Regions from separate parts of the Homo sapiens genome. Here region 1 is linked to region 2. A link is a loop called in an ENCODE intact Hi-C map of the cell type or tissue named here. Cell type or tissue: B cell. All regions are shown on one strand. Links, peaks and the distances in the headings refer to the core of each region. The heading gives the core; the rest is flanking DNA. Region 1 overlaps MPZL1 (myelin protein zero like 1). Region 2 has its middle 81 kb from the start of MPZL1.

The links. Hi-C counts contacts between places; a loop is a spot of excess contacts. Peaks named below come from ENCODE experiments on the same cell type or tissue, not always from the same donor. Only the 100,000 strongest peaks of a DNase experiment are listed, where the experiment ranks them.
Region 1: it touches region 2 in a loop (5-fold over the local background); 9 of 110 quality-filtered maps call a loop at or near these places.

What each region holds. Positions count from the first base shown.
Region 1 is chr1:167,749,511-167,757,845 of GRCh38, forward strand. The region is part of intron 1 of MPZL1 (myelin protein zero like 1); the gene reads left to right. Among named protein-coding and RNA genes, the nearest start is that of MPZL1, 32 kb to the left of the region's middle. RefSeq lists an enhancer at 3,572-3,691. In B cell, for the core only: no CTCF peak of the experiment used is centred there; a DNase peak (open chromatin) is centred at 3,861; H3K4me3 peaks cover 1,317 bases; H3K27ac peaks cover 1,992 bases.
Region 2 is chr1:167,798,608-167,806,942 of GRCh38, forward strand. No RefSeq gene overlaps it. Among named protein-coding and RNA genes, the nearest start is that of MPZL1, 81 kb to the left of the region's middle. In B cell, for the core only: CTCF peaks have their summits at 4,910 (motif pointing left) and 5,122; DNase peaks (open chromatin) are centred at 4,904 and 6,734.

The DNA.
Region 1 (8,335 bases), core at 281-8,280, 49 kb before region 2:
CACTGGAAAGTAAACAAAAAAAGGCTAATAGGAAGCTAAGATTAGTATGGCAAAACCCATTCCTTCAACTTCTTGATCTTTACCTGTAACACAGTTCTTCACTAAGAGACTATTCTTATTTTATACACTGATCAAGTCAGTGTGATATCACAAAAAAAGAACTTCAGAATTGTTTAAATTCTGTTTCTGTTCTCTATGATCTGGATACCTTCAATAAGTTACTTTCCTTTTTTGGGCTAGAGTATTTTCATCTATAAAATGAACGTGAACTAGATGAGTTTTCAAGCCTATAGTAGAACAATTAATTAGAGGTGAAATAGAGGCTACTACTGGAGGCAAGCTGCAATCAGCAGTGGCCACAGCTGGCCTGATCTGCATGGAGTAGACAGTAAGAATGTTAAAAGCATTTACAAAAGTTCAAAAATAATCATGGCTGGAGACATCTGGCTAGGAGCAAATAGTCCGACATACCTGAGTGGCCCCAGAGGGCACACTAAGTTACATTATGTTCCTAATGTCCACACAAGTTCTGAGCTACCAAATAAAGGTTAAATGGAATACTGTAGTTCTTTCTTTTGCAGTTTTATTTTGATATAATTTCTCATTTACAGAAAGTTTCAGATAGAACACAAAGAATACCATCTATCCTTCACCCAGGTTTTTCTTTTCTTTTCTTTTTCCTTTTCTTTTCTTTTCTTTTCTTTTTTGAGACGGAGTTTTGCTCTCGTTGCCCAGGCTGGAGTGCAATGCCGCGATCTCAGCTCATTGCAACCTCCGCCTCCAGGGTTCAAGCAATTCTCCTGTCTCAGCCTCCCAAGTAGCTGGGATTACAGGTGCATGCTACCAACGCCCAGCTAATTTTTGTATTTTTAGTAGAGACAGGGTTTCATCATATTGGTTAGGCTGGTCTCTAACTCCTGACCTCAGGTAATCCGCCTGCCTCAGCCTCCCAAAATGCTGGGATTAAAGGCGTGAGCCACCGTGCCTGGCCCACCCAGGTTTTTCAGATGTTAACATTTTATTACATTTGCTTAAATCTTTCTCTCCCCTTCCTCCCCCTCCCACCTTGTATATGTGTTTCTGTACCACATGGAAGCAGTAAAAATGCCGTTCCTTTATTTATAAATAATTTAACATGTATTTCCTGAAGACTAAGGACATCATGTTATATAACCACAGTGTAATTATCAAAATTAGGAAATGAATATTGAAACAGTAACAGTACTGTTATCTAATATATAGAGTTTATTTGGATGATGCCCGTTGATCCAATAATGTCCATTAGAGCAGAAGAAAATCCAGAATCATGTGATTCACTTAGCCATCATGTCTCTTTCATCACCTTTAGTCTGCAGCATTTCCTGAGTCATTTTCTTTAAAGTTTTACATTAATATTTTTAATGTATATTATATAAGCCAGTTACATAGTAGATTGCCCCTCATTCAAGTGTGTCTGATGATTTAGGCTATCCATATTTGGCAGGAACACCACGGAAGTAATGTTCTGTTCTTCTCAGTACCTGATCTAAGGAGAAAGGTGCTGCTTATTTGTTCCACTGCTGGTGATGTTGACTTTGATCCTTGGTTAAGGTGTTGTCTGCCATGTTTCTCCACTCTAAAGTAACTATTTTTTTCCCCTTTGTAATTAATAACTATCTTATGGGTAATTCTTTGAAACTAGGCAACTATCATGTTTCTCCTTAAACTTTCACTCACCATATTATCTTTTTATGAAGACAGAAGGAAAATAATACATTTTAGTAAGAGTCCCATCAAAATGGTTGTGATGTTTAAAAAAATAACTTCAAGGAACATGGAGTAGTCATTTGACAGATATAATCATGTAGAATTACTTACTATCAGAAATTAAATGTATGCGCCGGGCGCGGTGGCTCACGTCTGTAATCCCAGCACTTTGGGAGGCTGAGGTGGGCGGATCACTTGAGGTCAGGAGTTCGAGACCATCCTGGCCAACATGGTGAAACCCCATCTCTACTAAAGATACAAAAAATTAGCCGGGCGTGGTGGCTCGCGCCTGTAATCCCAGCTACTCAGGAGGCTGAGGCAGGAGAATCGCTTGAACCTAGGAGGCAGAGGTTGCAGTGAGCCGAGATGGCACCATTGCACTCCAGCCTGGGCGACAGGACGAGACTCCATCTCAAAAAAAAAAAAAAAAGAAAAGAAATTAAATGTATGCAATACTTAGTTTTTAAAAATATCCCTCACATATCTAAAGTCAATTTGCAGGTTTATACATGTAAAAATAATTTCATTTGTTAGTAGTATTGTTTTTGAAAGATTTAGAGATGAGTCACTCATGGAAATTTTTCTATTTTTCCAGTATTGGAGGCAGAATGAAACTAACAAAAATCCTTTGGGGAAAAAATTATTCCAATAAATTTTCCAGTAATTATTCCAAATGTCTCTTCTTTTCCTCCCTTTTTTGTGTATCTTTACAACTCAACCAAAAAGTCCACTGTTACTATATCAAGCCTGCTTAAGAATCCTCCGTGATGCCCACTTCCTACAGGATCAAGTTCCAGCTCATCTGAATTCAGACTACCTTTTCATCTTAAAACTTTTCCTCTATTCCAGCCAAATTCATCTTCATAATTCATCTTTAAACATCATCTCATGTTTTTCTGTCTCTGCAAAATGCCCTTTCAATCTATTTTGAGTCTTCTCAGTATACCAGATAAAATTCAAGTGCATCTTTCATAAAATATTCCCTGACCTCTTCATTTTTCAAATTTTGACTTTAATTAGCTACATATAGTCTATTTGCTACTTCAGGGGGATGGTTTAGTAGGAACTTACCTTAGGGAAGATAAGGTGGCATAAATAACAATAAGATACAGACCAGGCAGTGCTGACTCCCTGCTTGGAGGGCCATTTTCCCATGCCCTGCACTGTGCCATACCCTGCACACTGTAGGACACAAAGTTTGTTGTACACATTCTTGTGTATATTTCCATGTACAGTATCTAATGAGACTCATCCCACTCAGAACTTAGGACTTATTATATATTCAATAAATGAATTGTTCAGTTGATACTGTCTTTTAAAAATTCTGATAAAGCCAGCATCTCAATAGGAAGCAGGGGCAGATGTTTCCATTCCTCCCTCATATTTTACTTTCTGTTCAAGGGTGAGTGTTTACACTTTGAACTCTTTCTGGCAGTGATGAATCAGTGCTGATTAATCAATACTCTTTTGCCAGATTTTTCTAGGAGCCAGAGAGAGCTTGACTGGGGTCAGGCATCCATTTAAGGGCAGGTTGGTTTCCTTATTTTAGGAAAAAAAATAGTGCTTATATGTTTCATTAATCATAACTTCACTTTACAGGAATCCAAAAAATTTAGTGTTATCTGTTCACTCCTTTTGAAGTGTTCTTTGAGAGCTCTCTGACCACCAGGAAGTGTAGTAGGTGCTAGGCACACTGAAGCCAAGTAAGGTGTAGTTCCATGGCTCAAGGAGTTGTGAGTCTAACAGGGGAGCTGAAGTTAATTGCAAGGGAGATTGTGCTTTTCACTGAAAGGTGTGTCTTCGGTAGACTACAGCCATAGAGTCGTGTGAGAATTACTGAAGAGTGTGGCAGAAGAAAAGGTGGTAAGATCAGGGAGGGCTTTACCAAAGTCACGTTCAGGTGGAGTCTTGAAATTCTGTAAGCTTTCAGAGGTGGGCCTTGTTCCAAGCTGTGTGAGTATAGCCCTGAGGTAAGCTGGCTGCGTGGCATGTTGAAGGAAGTGAGAGCAAGCTGATACCAGCTCGCCACCAACAGCCTTTGCCAAATGTAAAGCAGGAAAAGGAGGGTTACTTTGAAAAGCCTAGTGTGCCATGCTGAGAATGATGGACTTTATGAAGCAATGGAGGAGCTTTTAAATGTGTTTTCAATAAGAAATTGTCATGGACAAATCAGCATTGAATTCAGATCTCATTAAAAACGTGTCCAAAGGATAACTCGACAGTAAACATATCTCGAAAGTACCCATGGCTGTAAAAAAGGCGAAGTATTTCTTTCTCCATTTAATTTACCCTCCCCTGGGTGATTGGTTTGTGGTTAGGCCGTTTGTCCAGCTGCAGCAGACTGGTTTTACACCCTGAAGTAAACTTGAATTTCTTTTTTTTTTTTTGAGACGGAGTCTCGCTCTGTCACCCAGGCTGGATGGAGTGCAGCGGTGCGATCTCGGCTCACTGCAACCTCCGCCTCCCAGGTTTAAGCGATTCTCCTACCTCAGTCTCCCAGGTAGCTGGGATTACAGGTGCCCGCCATCACGCCGGGCTAATTTTCGTATTTTTAGTAGAGATGGGATTTCACCATGTTGGCCAGGTTGGTCTCGAACTCCTGACCTCAGGTGATCCACCTGCCTCAGCTTCCCAAAGTGTTGGGATTACAGGTGTGAGCCACTGCGCCTGGCCTTTGAATTTCTTAAAACCAAGCAGAACAGTGATTTTCAAGCTCTCTTCATTAGATTCTAGCAGCTGGAGTTTATTTATTTATTTATTTGAGACAGTCTCACTCTGTTGCCCAGGCTGGAGTGCAGTGGCGTGATCTCCGTTCGCTGCAACCTCTGCCTCCTGGGCTCAAGCAATCCTCCCCGCTCAGCCTCCCAAGTAGCTGAGATTACAGGTGTGCGCCATGAGGCTCAGCTAATTTTTTTTATTTTTGGTAGAGATGGGGTTTCACCATGTTGCCCAGGCTGGTCTTGAACTCCTGAGCTCAAGCGATCCACCCACCTCAGCCTCCCAAAGTGCTGGGATTATAGGCGTGAGCCACTGCACCTGGCACAGCTGCATTTTAGAGCTTCCAAATGCTTAGTGCGTATTTCATTTGTTTCCAAAGTACATTTTAAACCATTAAAATCACAATAAAAAATAGCACACACACTTGTGGGTGGTTATATGAATAATTCGTGGACTTTGGACACCAATGTCCTGTTAACTCAGGCTGCCAGTGCAGTCTTCAGAATAAAGTAGATTTTTGTAATTTCTCTGCCGACATGTAAACTTATACAAGTGTGTTATTGATTAAGAAGCTGAGTAGAGCACTGCCCTGGTATTTTGAAAAGTTCAGGTTCATGCATGTGCACTAATAATGTATTTTACAAGTGAACATACCTATACCTACAGTCAATCAAATGCCAGGCAAGGTGTGGCTCGTCTGCTTCAGGCATGGTCTTATTGTATAATAGCATCGTAAGTGAAGTCCCAACATCTCATTTGTATGCTGGGTAGTAATTACATGTTTCAAATCACCTGGGGGCCTTTTAAAAATCCTGATACCCAGGCCATACCCCTTACCAATTAAATCAGAATTCCTGGAGGTAGGGGTGGGACCCAGGCATTAGTATTCTTTTAAGAGTTAGACTGTTTAGAGCAGTTATGGTTTACAGCAAAATAGAGCAGAAGGTACAGATTTCCCATCTGTCTCCTCCATGGCCTCTCCTATTATTGGTATCCCCCACCAGAGTGATACATTGTTACAGTTGGTGAACCTACAGTAACACATCATTATCACCCAAAGACCATTATATTTACGTTAGGGTTCCTTCTTTCTGTTGTACGTTGTATGGGTTTCAACAGATGTACAATGACATATATCTATTATTATAATATCATATAGAGTAATTTAGTATTTTTCAGTAGTTTCAGTAGGCATCAGTATTTTTAAATTTTTAAAAATTTTTTGCTGTATTTTGGAGGAGAGGAATATATTCTTATTGCCATCGACCGTAGGCGTATTCTTTCCAATCTCTTGTTCTGTCCTTCTAGTAATAATTGTATTGGCTTTTCTGGTTTCAGTTAAATTTTGGTTCACATATCTTCAAACATACTATAAACCTGATAAGATTTGAGAGCCCAGAAAGATAAGTTTAAGGTACAGTGGTCTTTTTCCTGAAGAGCAATTTTAATATGCCATTTCAGCACCTGGGAAGTGTAAAATATGTGAGAGTGTTATTTTCTTATCTATCAGATATGCCTCCAGAGCTTTCAACATGTTCTTTATGTTAAGCATTTTAGTCCCCTGTACTCTAGCAGAAGTAAAATCTGATTTTTCCTACCAAAAGTTCCTTATTTTCATCTGCTTGCTAAGAACCAAGAAATGTTTGGATGCTTTATGCAGATGATACAATTCAAACTAACTGCAACTGGGGCATTTGTGTTGCCTGCTTCATGTTTTGAGCCTTTAGTATTTAATGGAAGCCCTGCGCTGTGGAAAGTCTCCTAATAGCACTTTGTGCATCCCAGGGGCCAGCCACGGTGCTTCTGCAGCCGCACTGTAGATGTTTGTTTATTTGTCTCCACTAGGCTGTCCAGTACATTTAGAGGCTGAGTCTCAGTGTGTGTTTGAAAGAATGAATGGTTGATTGAAGAAAGGAGACCATTTGCAGGAGAGAGAGAGAGATGAACAGTACATATATAGAGGAGGGCAAGAAGAAATCCCAGGGCTTTAGAGTCAAGTGATTAGTTCAGTGACTGGCCTGATTCAGGACCCTTTGAGCATTTCTCATTTGAGAAACAGAAAGATCTTTGTTGGTACAAAAAAGGTTAAGGATAGATATGTGGCCAGCTGGACATCGATCATGAGCGGAAGGAATTGACTCCGAGAGGGATTTGGTAATCTTGTGTGTTAGTAAAAGTACATGGATTTTTTTTTTTTACAGTCTCACTCTGTCACACAGGCTGGAGTGTAGTGGCACAATCACAGTTCACTGCAGCCTCAACCTCCCAGGCCCAGGCAGTCCTCCTATCTCAGCCCCCTGAGTAGCTGAGATCACAGGTTTGAGCCACTATGCCCAGCTAATATTTTTTTGTCAAGACGAGGGCTGGTCTTGAAACTCCAGGGCTCAAGCCATCCTCCTGCCTCAGCCTCCCAAAATGCTGGGATTACAGGCATGAGCCACCTTGTCTGGCCAGATTTTTTTTTTTTTTTTTTTTTTTTTGGTAATCAAATATTTCAAAAGGTGAGTCTCCTTTGGGGTGATTCTCTCACACAGAAAGATGATTCTTGGAGGAAACATATCTAAGCATCCTCCAAGGTAGTGTCAGCATTCAAAGTTGATCCTGAATTATCTCTGCAGACACTTTTTGTGTTGGGCATTATGCTGAAGCCATTTGTTGTAGAGCAAGTTGATTTTTATGGCTGAGCTTATCTGAATTTAGTTTGATATATTGTATTCTTTATTTATTCATTCATTGATTCACTGATTCATTCATTTTTCCTGACATTCAAACAAATGTTTCTTGAACACATTGTGAAAGGGCCAGGCATTTGTCAGGTAATGAGGGTATAATGGTAAACAAGGTAGACACAGCCCTTTGCCCTCTTGGGGGTGCAGACAGCCGGTCATTTAAGTGGGGTGTGAGGAGAGCATTTACAAGGAAAGGACAGGATGTCGGGGAGCACAGGGTGGGGAGTGTGGGGCAGACGCTAGGAGGAAGTCCCTTGAGATTAAGGCCTGAAGCATAACTTTAGACAAAGAGTGCAGAAGAGTGTGTTCCTGACTAATGAAAAGCTTAGTTTATTAATACTTAGGGCTTGTTGAATGGAGGATACTTTTGCAGCCTTCCCCTACTTTGTGCCATCCAGCCAAGAGAGGTCCACAATAGCAGCCCTGATTCGCGGGAGGAAAGAGCCCACTTCAGCTGCAGGGTGGCCCTGTTCCCAGGAGAGATTTGAGTCTGACCCCACAGTGGCAGCAAGGCAGCTCTGTGCCTGTGTTATCTCCACCAGCACACGTCATTGAGTCAGCTTTACTTTATCCAGCCTGATTGTAGAAGTCATAGTAGACACTGTGAGGGAATCGTGTGGAATTTTCACTGGAGCATTCTGAAACTTAAAAAGTAAATCTTTTATTGCTTTACTAATGTCTTCCTGTGTCTGTCTTTTTAAAAATTTTTATTGTAAAAAGTAAAATATATACCAAAGAGTGTATGTGTGTACAGTTTACACTATCAGTATTAAAATGGGCACCCATGTACTCATGACCAGCCTAGGAAATAAAACATTACCAATAGTGTGTACCTTTCACATCCTGCCTCCTCCACCCTGTCCCAGTTGTAACTACTACCCTGAATTTGTATTTAGTGTTCTCTTTTGTTCCTCTCTTCTAGTATGTTTTAAAAGGTCATATTTATGCTTATTAGGAGATATTACAGTATCAGACTCTTGCTGTGTACCAACAAAGAACAAGAGATAGGTCAGAACGCTGTTTAAATAAATTGCTTGATTGTACTCTTTTAAGCAGGAGTTTATAGTGGTAACATCAAAGTGCTTAAAAAAATTCAAAACAAAAGCCTTTTTCAGTTTCAAGGAAAACCTTAACAAGGTGTG
Region 2 (8,335 bases), core at 171-8,170:
AACATGGTGATGTTCTCAAACCAAACTGAGGGTCAGGCTGCTATGTCTCGCAGCCCAATAATGAGATGCAGATGAACTGGGGAGGAAGAGAGTTTTTATTTCTGTAACCAGTTACAGGGAGAAGGCCTGGAAATTATTGCCAGAACAACTCAAAATTACGAAGTTTTTCAGAGTGTATATACCTTCAAGCTATATGTCTGTGTGTAAGTGTGCATTAATCTAAAGACATAAGTGATTAACTTCTTTTAATCTATGACTAAGGTCTGAGTCCTGAAGACCTTCTTCTGGAGCCTCAGTAAATTTACTTAATGTAAATAGGTGTAGGTGCTGGGGTGATTACCCTTATCTTGTCTCCTGTTAAATCATAAAGGTTTGGGGAGTTCCTTTAGATCCCAGTAAACTTGTTTGTGGAGGCCTGGGGAGTTTCTTCAGACCCCCAATAAAACTTGTTTAATCGTAAAAGGGTCCTGTTAAGAATTCCTTCATTATCTTGTCATGCTTCAAGGCCCAGGAAAAGCCTAGGCACAACTCTTGGTGGGCTCTTTGTTACATTCCGCCCTTTGTATAAGGGCACTGGCTCAATCAGCTTTAATGTTTAACCTAGCTACTCAGTCAGAGCTGGGACAGTTGTAATGGAGGCCTGCGTTAGTGAGACCTGGCTTGCCACAGTGATACCCTGTCTCTACAAAAAAAAATACATAAAAAAATAGCCGGGTGTGGTGGCACATGCCTGTAGTCCCAACTGCTCAGGATGCTCAGGTGGGGGGGCTGCTTCAGCCCAGGAAGCGGAGGCTATAGTGAGCCGTGATTGTGCCACTGCACTGAAGCCTGGGTGACTGAGAGAGACCCCATCTCAAAAAAAAAAAAAAAAAAAAAAAGTGCTGGGATTACAGGCATGAGCCACCGCACCCAGCTAAACTTAATTAAAATTAATAACATTTAAAATTTATATCTCTAGTCACATTACCATACTGCAAGTGTTCAGTGGCTACATGTGTGTCTTGTGACTACCATATTGATCAGTGCAGATACAGAACATTTCCTTCATTGCAGAAAGTTCTATTGGATGACACTGGTGCAGACCACACAGGGGTTGGCAACGTTTTAGATAGTTGTGTCAGGTTATATGCACACAAGCTCAGAATCCTCCATAGCCTTTTTTTTTTCATGGTGGGGATGGGGGTACCCCCCACAGCAGTGGTCTGGTGGCTGACACTTTCTCGTGGATAGACAGCATACACTCTTTACTCACTCAATATAATTTATAGCCTATGATGTCCCACACATTGCAAAGTGCTACAATGCATCTGAGAACAAGATAGAGCTTGCTGAAGGTCTTCTAAGCTTTGACCTTATGCCAAGTTCTGGGATATAAAGATGAGGGCTGGCTGGGCGTGATGGCTCACGCCTGTAATCCCAGCACTTTGAGAAGCCGAAGTGGGAGGATTGCTTGAGCCCAGGAGTTTGAGACCAACCTGGGCTACATAATGAGGCCTCTATCTCTAGAAAGAATTTAAAAATTAGCCCCAGCTACTCAGGGATAGTGGGTGGTGGGGGCTGGGGGCAAGGGCGGGAGGGTAAGATGGGAGGATCACTTGAGCCTGGGAGGTCAAGGCTGCAGTAAGCTATAATCATTGTGCCGCTGCACTTCAGACAAAACGAGACCCTGTCTCCAAAAACTAAAAATAAATTAGAAATAAAGATAAGAGCAACAGAATCCCTGCCATTGATGAGCTCAAAGAGGAGACAGCCCCAAACAGCAGCAGTCCTGGAAGAGCCTGGGGGAAAAACAGGGACCAACTGATAAACCCAACCCATAGCAGTCAGAAGCAGGCGCTTTGAGGCAGAAGCATGTGAAAGACTCTGGCACAGACATTCCAGCTGGAGCAACGAGTCACAAGGGTTCAGGGTAGGAGAGTGGGGCCAATGTGGTTGCAGTATGGGGATTTGGGTTGAGCCAGACCTTAAAAGCCCACCTTCCAGGCTAAGAAATCAGTATGTATCCTGAAGGCCAGATTTGAAGTAGAGTGATAAATGGGGATTGGTATTTTAGCAAGCTTATCCTACCAATGGCTGAAAATCTGAAATCAGATGGAAATTTGAAATCAGGAGGCCACTTAATTATGTGGCCATTCCAGAGCTCAGTCAGAGATGAAGGAAATGGTTTTTCAGCAGCAATGGGAATAAGAGGATAGGAGGGGTGTAAGAAATATGTAGGAAGATGTTCAAGAGCATTGGCAAAATATGACTGGCTCTGGGATTGGAGGAGTCTTGACCGCAGGGGCTGGTACCATTAACAGATAGGAAACGTCATGAGCGGACAACCGGGGAAAGGTTGGGGTTCGGAGTGCAGCAGGAGGGACAAACATAACAGTCCATTTAGCAAGTAACGAGAACCATGCAAATGCTTGAAATTGTTCAGTCCTTAGTTTACTTAGCCTCTCTGAATGTGTTTGTTAATTTTGAGCATCCTCCTTAAAAAGTCCACCTCTGATTTCAATATGTTCTTCCTCCATTATCTGTCAAATCAACGCCTTCATCTCTGTCTCCACTGATACTTCTTTCTTGCAGGCCACCCTAATTCCAAGCTTGCAACAGCAACTATCTCCCAGTCTTCATCTTGACTCAGCTGTCTTCTAACCCATTCTGGATAAAGAATGGTGGTCCTTCTACTTTTCTTTTTTTTTTTTTTTTTGACAAAGTCTCGCTCCGTCGCCCAGGCAGGAGGGCAGTGGCACAATCTCAGCTCACTGCAACCTCGGCCTCCCGGGTTCAAGTAATTCTGGCTCCCAAGTAGCTGGGATAACAGGTGTGTGTCACCACAGCCGGCTAATTTTTTTTTTTTGTATTTTTAGTAGAGACGGTTTCACAATGTAGGCCAGGCTGGTCTTGAACTCCTGACCTCAAGTGATCCACCTGCCTCGGCTCCCAAAGTACTGGGATTACAGGCGTAAGCCACCACACCCGACCCTACTTTTTTTTTTTAATGAAAGAGATGGGGCCTCACTATGTTGTCCACACTGGTCACTAACTCCTGGACTCAAGCAATCCTTCTGCCTCAGCCTCCCAAATGCTGGGGTTATACATGTGAGTCACCATGCCTGGCCAAGAGTGATGGTCTTTCTAAAACGGAAATATGGTCCATGCACTTCCTTGGGAAAGTCATTCAGTGCCTCCTACTGCTGGCAGGATAAGGTCTCAAACTCTACCACCTGCCCCATAAGGCCTGAGGGCATGCAGCTCCTGCCCGCCCTCTAGTCATCACACACATGTCACCCTGCTGAGGAGAACTCCAGCCAGACCAAGTGGGAGGACCCAGGCTCCAAAACTCCTCCAGCACCAAACGCTGTGTCCCAAATCTGTAAAGCTCTTCACCTGGCTGAGTCCTGTTTCCTCTCTCAGGAAGCTTTCTCCAGCCTTCTAAAGCCAGGATAGGGTGCATGCCGGGCCCCTTCATAGCTATGCGTTTTAATGATCTGTTCCCCCAGCGGAATTCTGAGTGCTTTACCTGTTGTATTAATCCATTCTCACACTGCTATTAAAAACTACCTGAGACGAGGTAATTTCAGAACAAAAGAGGTTTAATTGACTCACAATTCCACAGGGTTAATAGGAAGCGTGACTGGGAGGCCTCAGGAAACTTACAATGGTCGAAGGAGAAGCAAGTACCTTCTTACCATGGAAGACCAGGAGAGAGAGAGTGAGGGTGGAAGTGCCAAACATTTTTAAACCATCAGATCTCGTGAGAACTCACTACCATGAGAACAGCATGGGGGAAACCTGCCCCCATGATCCAATCACCTCTCACCGGCCTCTTCTCCAACACTGAGGATCACAACTCGAGATGAGAGTTGGGTGGGGACACAGAGCCAAACCTTATCACCCTTAACCCACAACAACCTTATGAGGTGGATACTGTTATTATCCCCATTTTACAAACAAGGGAAAGAAAGCACAAACAGGTTAAATAACTTACCCAAGGACACAAAGAAGTAGCAACTGGATCCAGTCCAGTGTGGTCCCAGGCCCACATCGGTAACCACCATGCAGAGTGTTTCTTACTTCTCATTGTAACCCTAGTGCAGAGCCTGATTAGTATAGTTGATGTTAAGTAATTTTTGTTTACCTCCATATTGTTTACTCATTCAATAAATATTAGGTTTCTACTTCTAAGGTAGTCTGTAAGAATTAGCTTGAAATGATCAAATGAAAATATTATTGGCCAGGTGCAGTGGCTTATGCCTGTAATCCTAACACTTTGGGAGGCCAAGGCGGGCGGATTACCTGCGGTCAGGAGTTGGAGACCAGCCTGGCCAACACGGTGAAACACTGTCTCTACTAAAAATACAAAAATTAACTGGGCGTGGTGGCACACGCCTGTAATCCCAGCTACTCAGGAGGCTAAGGCAGGAGAATCATTTGAACCTGGGATGCAGAGGTTGTGGTGAGCCGAGATCACACCATTGCACTCCAGCCTGGGCAAAAAGAGCGAAACTCCATCTCAAAAAGAAAAGAAAATATTATTTAATGAACTTATTAATTTACACTTTCTGAAGACTTACTGTTTGTGCAGGCACACTGGTCTTAGTGCGAGAAATAGAGAATGAGAACAATACCTTTACCCTTGAGTTGACAGGCATGGGGGTTGTGACAGAAATAAATATTTTAAAAAGATCATCACTTTTTCATTCCTGTTCCTGAAGCCTTCGTGGATTATTTATGTCTGCCTTCTCCTAAAAATAATTCTATCCAGGATGCCCCGAGGATGTCATGCTGGAAGCTTCCTGTAGGTAACGAGGGGCGCCGCAGTGGTGCTAAGTGCTGAGGCTGCAGGTCTGAAGACAAAAGCCTCCAGAGCGTGACCAGGAATGGTTCGTTTGGCTGCAGCCACAGTAAGGAGCCAGTGCTGCCACCTGCTGGCCAAGAGCAGGTTCGCCCACACCCATTCTGTTGTTAGGAGGCTGAATCACAGCCAGATGGAGGAGGGAAGGGATTTTATCACAACTCGCTTAGTTTAGAGATGAGGAAACTGATGAAAAAGGGACTTGCCCAAGGTCACGTAACTGGTTTGTGGCATAGTCAGAACCGGAACCAAGTACAGGGTTCCTGCAAAACCTGATGCACGCTCCTCTGGATTCAGGCACATGGAACTTAACCTTCAAATTGCAGTATGGTCTTTTCTCGCTTTTTCCTTTCTCTCTTCCCTCCCCCCTTTCCCTCCCCTCCTCTCCTTTCTCCTCCCCCTCCCTCCTCTCTCCTTCCTTCCCCCTCCCCCCATCCCTCCCCTCTCCTCCCCTTCCCATCTCTCCTCCCCTCTCCTCTTTTTTTTTTTTTTTGAAACCAGTTCTCATCACTGCACTTCCAGGACAGGGGAAGCACTGGGGAATGAGGCATCCTAGCTCTGTGGAGGGAAAGGGAGCTGGTCAACATATGCTTTAGGTATTTGTGGGTTTGTTTTTAATTAATAAACTTTATTTATAGAGCAGTTTTAGACTCATAGCAAAATTGAATGAAAGGTAGAGAATTCCCATATAGCCCCTGATCCTACATACTCACAACCTCACCTGCTAACAGCATTCCCCACTACAGCAGTTCATGTGATACAATTGATGAACCCACACTGACACGGCATTTTGACCCAAAGTCCATAGTTTACATTAAGAGTCACTCTGCTGTTACACATTCTATGGGTTTGAACAGATGTATAATGATGTGAATCCTCCTTCAGAGTAATGTACAGAATAGTTTCATTGCCCTAAAACTCCCCTAGGTTCCTCCTGTTCATCTCTCCTCCTCCCACCCCACTGGCAACCACTGTCTCCATAGTTTTGCCTTTTCCAGAAGGTCACATAGTTGGAACCATAGAGCATGTGGCCTTTTCAGACTGGCTTTCACTCAGTAATGTGCATTTAAGGTTCTTCTCTGTTTTTTTCATGGCTTGATAGCTAATTTCTTTTTAGTGCTGAATAACATTCCATTGTCTAGATTTACCACAGTTTATCCATTCACTTACTGAGGGACATCTTGGTGGCTTCCACGTTTGGGTAATTATACAGTTGCTATAAATGTCCATGTGCAGGGTTTTGTATGGATATGAGTTTTCAGTTCATTTGGGTACATGCCAAAAAGCACAATTGCTGAATTGTATGGTAAGAATATGTCTGGTTTTGTAAGAAACTATAAACTGTCTTCCAAAATGGCTGTACAACTTCACATTCCCTCCAGCAACGAGTGAGAGTTCCCGTCACTCCACGCCCTTGCCAGCATTTGGTGTCTTAGATTTTGGCCATTCTCGTAGGTGTGTGGTATGCTTTAGTTTTTTAGTAATTTGGGAGATGAACTATTAGTTTCAGAAATCCTCACACTCATTAGCACTATCTACCCATAGAATCAAAATCACAGGGAAGCCTGGTGGTGTTGACTTACAGAAAACATGAATACTTGCCTGCAGTTCACAAAGGGCACAGGGGTGAGACTCATGCTTTTGGCAGCTGTTGGGCAGCTGAGTATAAACCAGACTAAGGTGGTTGGGGCAGAACCCCAGAGTACTGTCCCCTGAGCCTATGTTCAAGCAATGCAGAGTGGCAACCAGAGGATGCTAAACTCGAAGGAGATGACTTGACTTTATCATGATCACTGCCTGCAGTTACCACCAGGAAGGCCTAACACAGGGTGCAGGATATTTAAAGAGAAGGAACGAGTATAACCCAATAAGGAAGGCATAGGCTAGAGATAAAGGCCACCATCCAGAGAGAGTGCCCAAAGGCCTACCTTCCTTTGCCCATCAGCATTTAGACATATGTTTTAGTTTACTTCTCTCTCACTGGCTAAAAGCAGACCACAGTCGGTTTCTTTGTTTCCTGTCTGTACCGTCTGTTCTCTTTAAAGTAAAAAAAAACAAACTGTCTAAATACAGGATGGGGAGAACTTGTTAGAATACATGTGACAGTATTAAAGGCTAATGCTTATGGATCTCCTTCTGTATACTAGGCAGCAGGTTTTTTTAAGTTAAAAAAATTGTTTTTTTGGTTTTTGTTTTTGTTTTTTTTTTAGTATTTATTGATCGTTCTTGGGTGTTTCTTGGAGAGGGGGATGTGGCAGGGTCATAGGATAATAGTGGAGAGAAGGTCAGCAGATAAACACGTGAACAAAGGTCTCTGGTTTTCCTAGGCAGAGGTCCCTGCGGCCTTCCACAGTGTTTGTGTCCCTGGGTACTTGAGATTAGGGAGTGGTGATGACTCTTAAGGAGCATGCTGCCTTCAAGCATCTGTTTAACAAAGCACATCTTGCACCGCCCTTAATCCATTTAACCCTGAGTTGACACAGCACATGTTTCAGAGAGCACGGGGTTGGGGGTAAGGTTATAGATTAACAGCATCCCAAGGCAGAAGAATTTTTCTTAGTACAGAACAAAATGGAGTCTCCTATGTCTACTTCTTTCTACACAGACACAATAACAATCTGATCTCTCTTTCTTTTCCCCACATTTCCCCCTTTTCTATTCGACAAAACCACCATCGTCATCATGGCCCGTTCTCGATGGTCGTTGTCTCTTCGGAGCTGTTGGGTACACGTGCAGAAAGGCTGTCACTTCACACTTGGAAGATTGCACAGCGGCCAGGCAGAGGCGCTCCTCACTTCCCAGACGAGGCGGCTGGGCAGAGGTGCTCCTCACTTCCCAGACAGGGTGGTGGCCGGGCAGAGGCGCTCCCCACTTCCCAGACGGGGCAGCCGGGCAGAGGCGCTCCTCACTTCCCAGACAGGGTGGCGGCCGGGCAGAGGCGCTCCCCACTTCCCAGACGGGGCAGCCGGGCAGAAGCGCTCCTCACTTCCCAGACAGGGTGGCGGCCGGGCAGAGGCGCTCCTCACCTCCCAGACGGGGCTGCTGGGCAGAGGCGCTCCTCACTTCCCAGATGGGATGGCCAGGCAGTGGGGCTCCTCACATCCCAGACGATGGGCGGCCATGCAGAGATGCTCCTCACTTCCTAGACGGGGTGGCGGCCAGGCAGAGGCTATAATCTTAGCACTTTGGGAGGCCAAGGCAGGCGGCTGGGAGGTGGAGGTTGTAGTGAGCCGAGATCATGCCACTGCACTCCAGCCTGGGCAACATTGAGCATTGAGTGAGCGAGACTCTGTCTGCAATCCCAGCACCTCAGGAGGCCAAGGCAGGCAGATCACTCCAGGTCAGGAGCTGGAGACCAGCCCGGTCAACATGGCAAAACCCCATCTCCACCAAAAATACAAAAACCAGTCAGGCATGGCAGCGCGTGCCTGCAACCCCAGGCACTCAGCAGGCCTAGGCAGAAGAATCACGGGAGCCCGAGGCGGGGAGGTT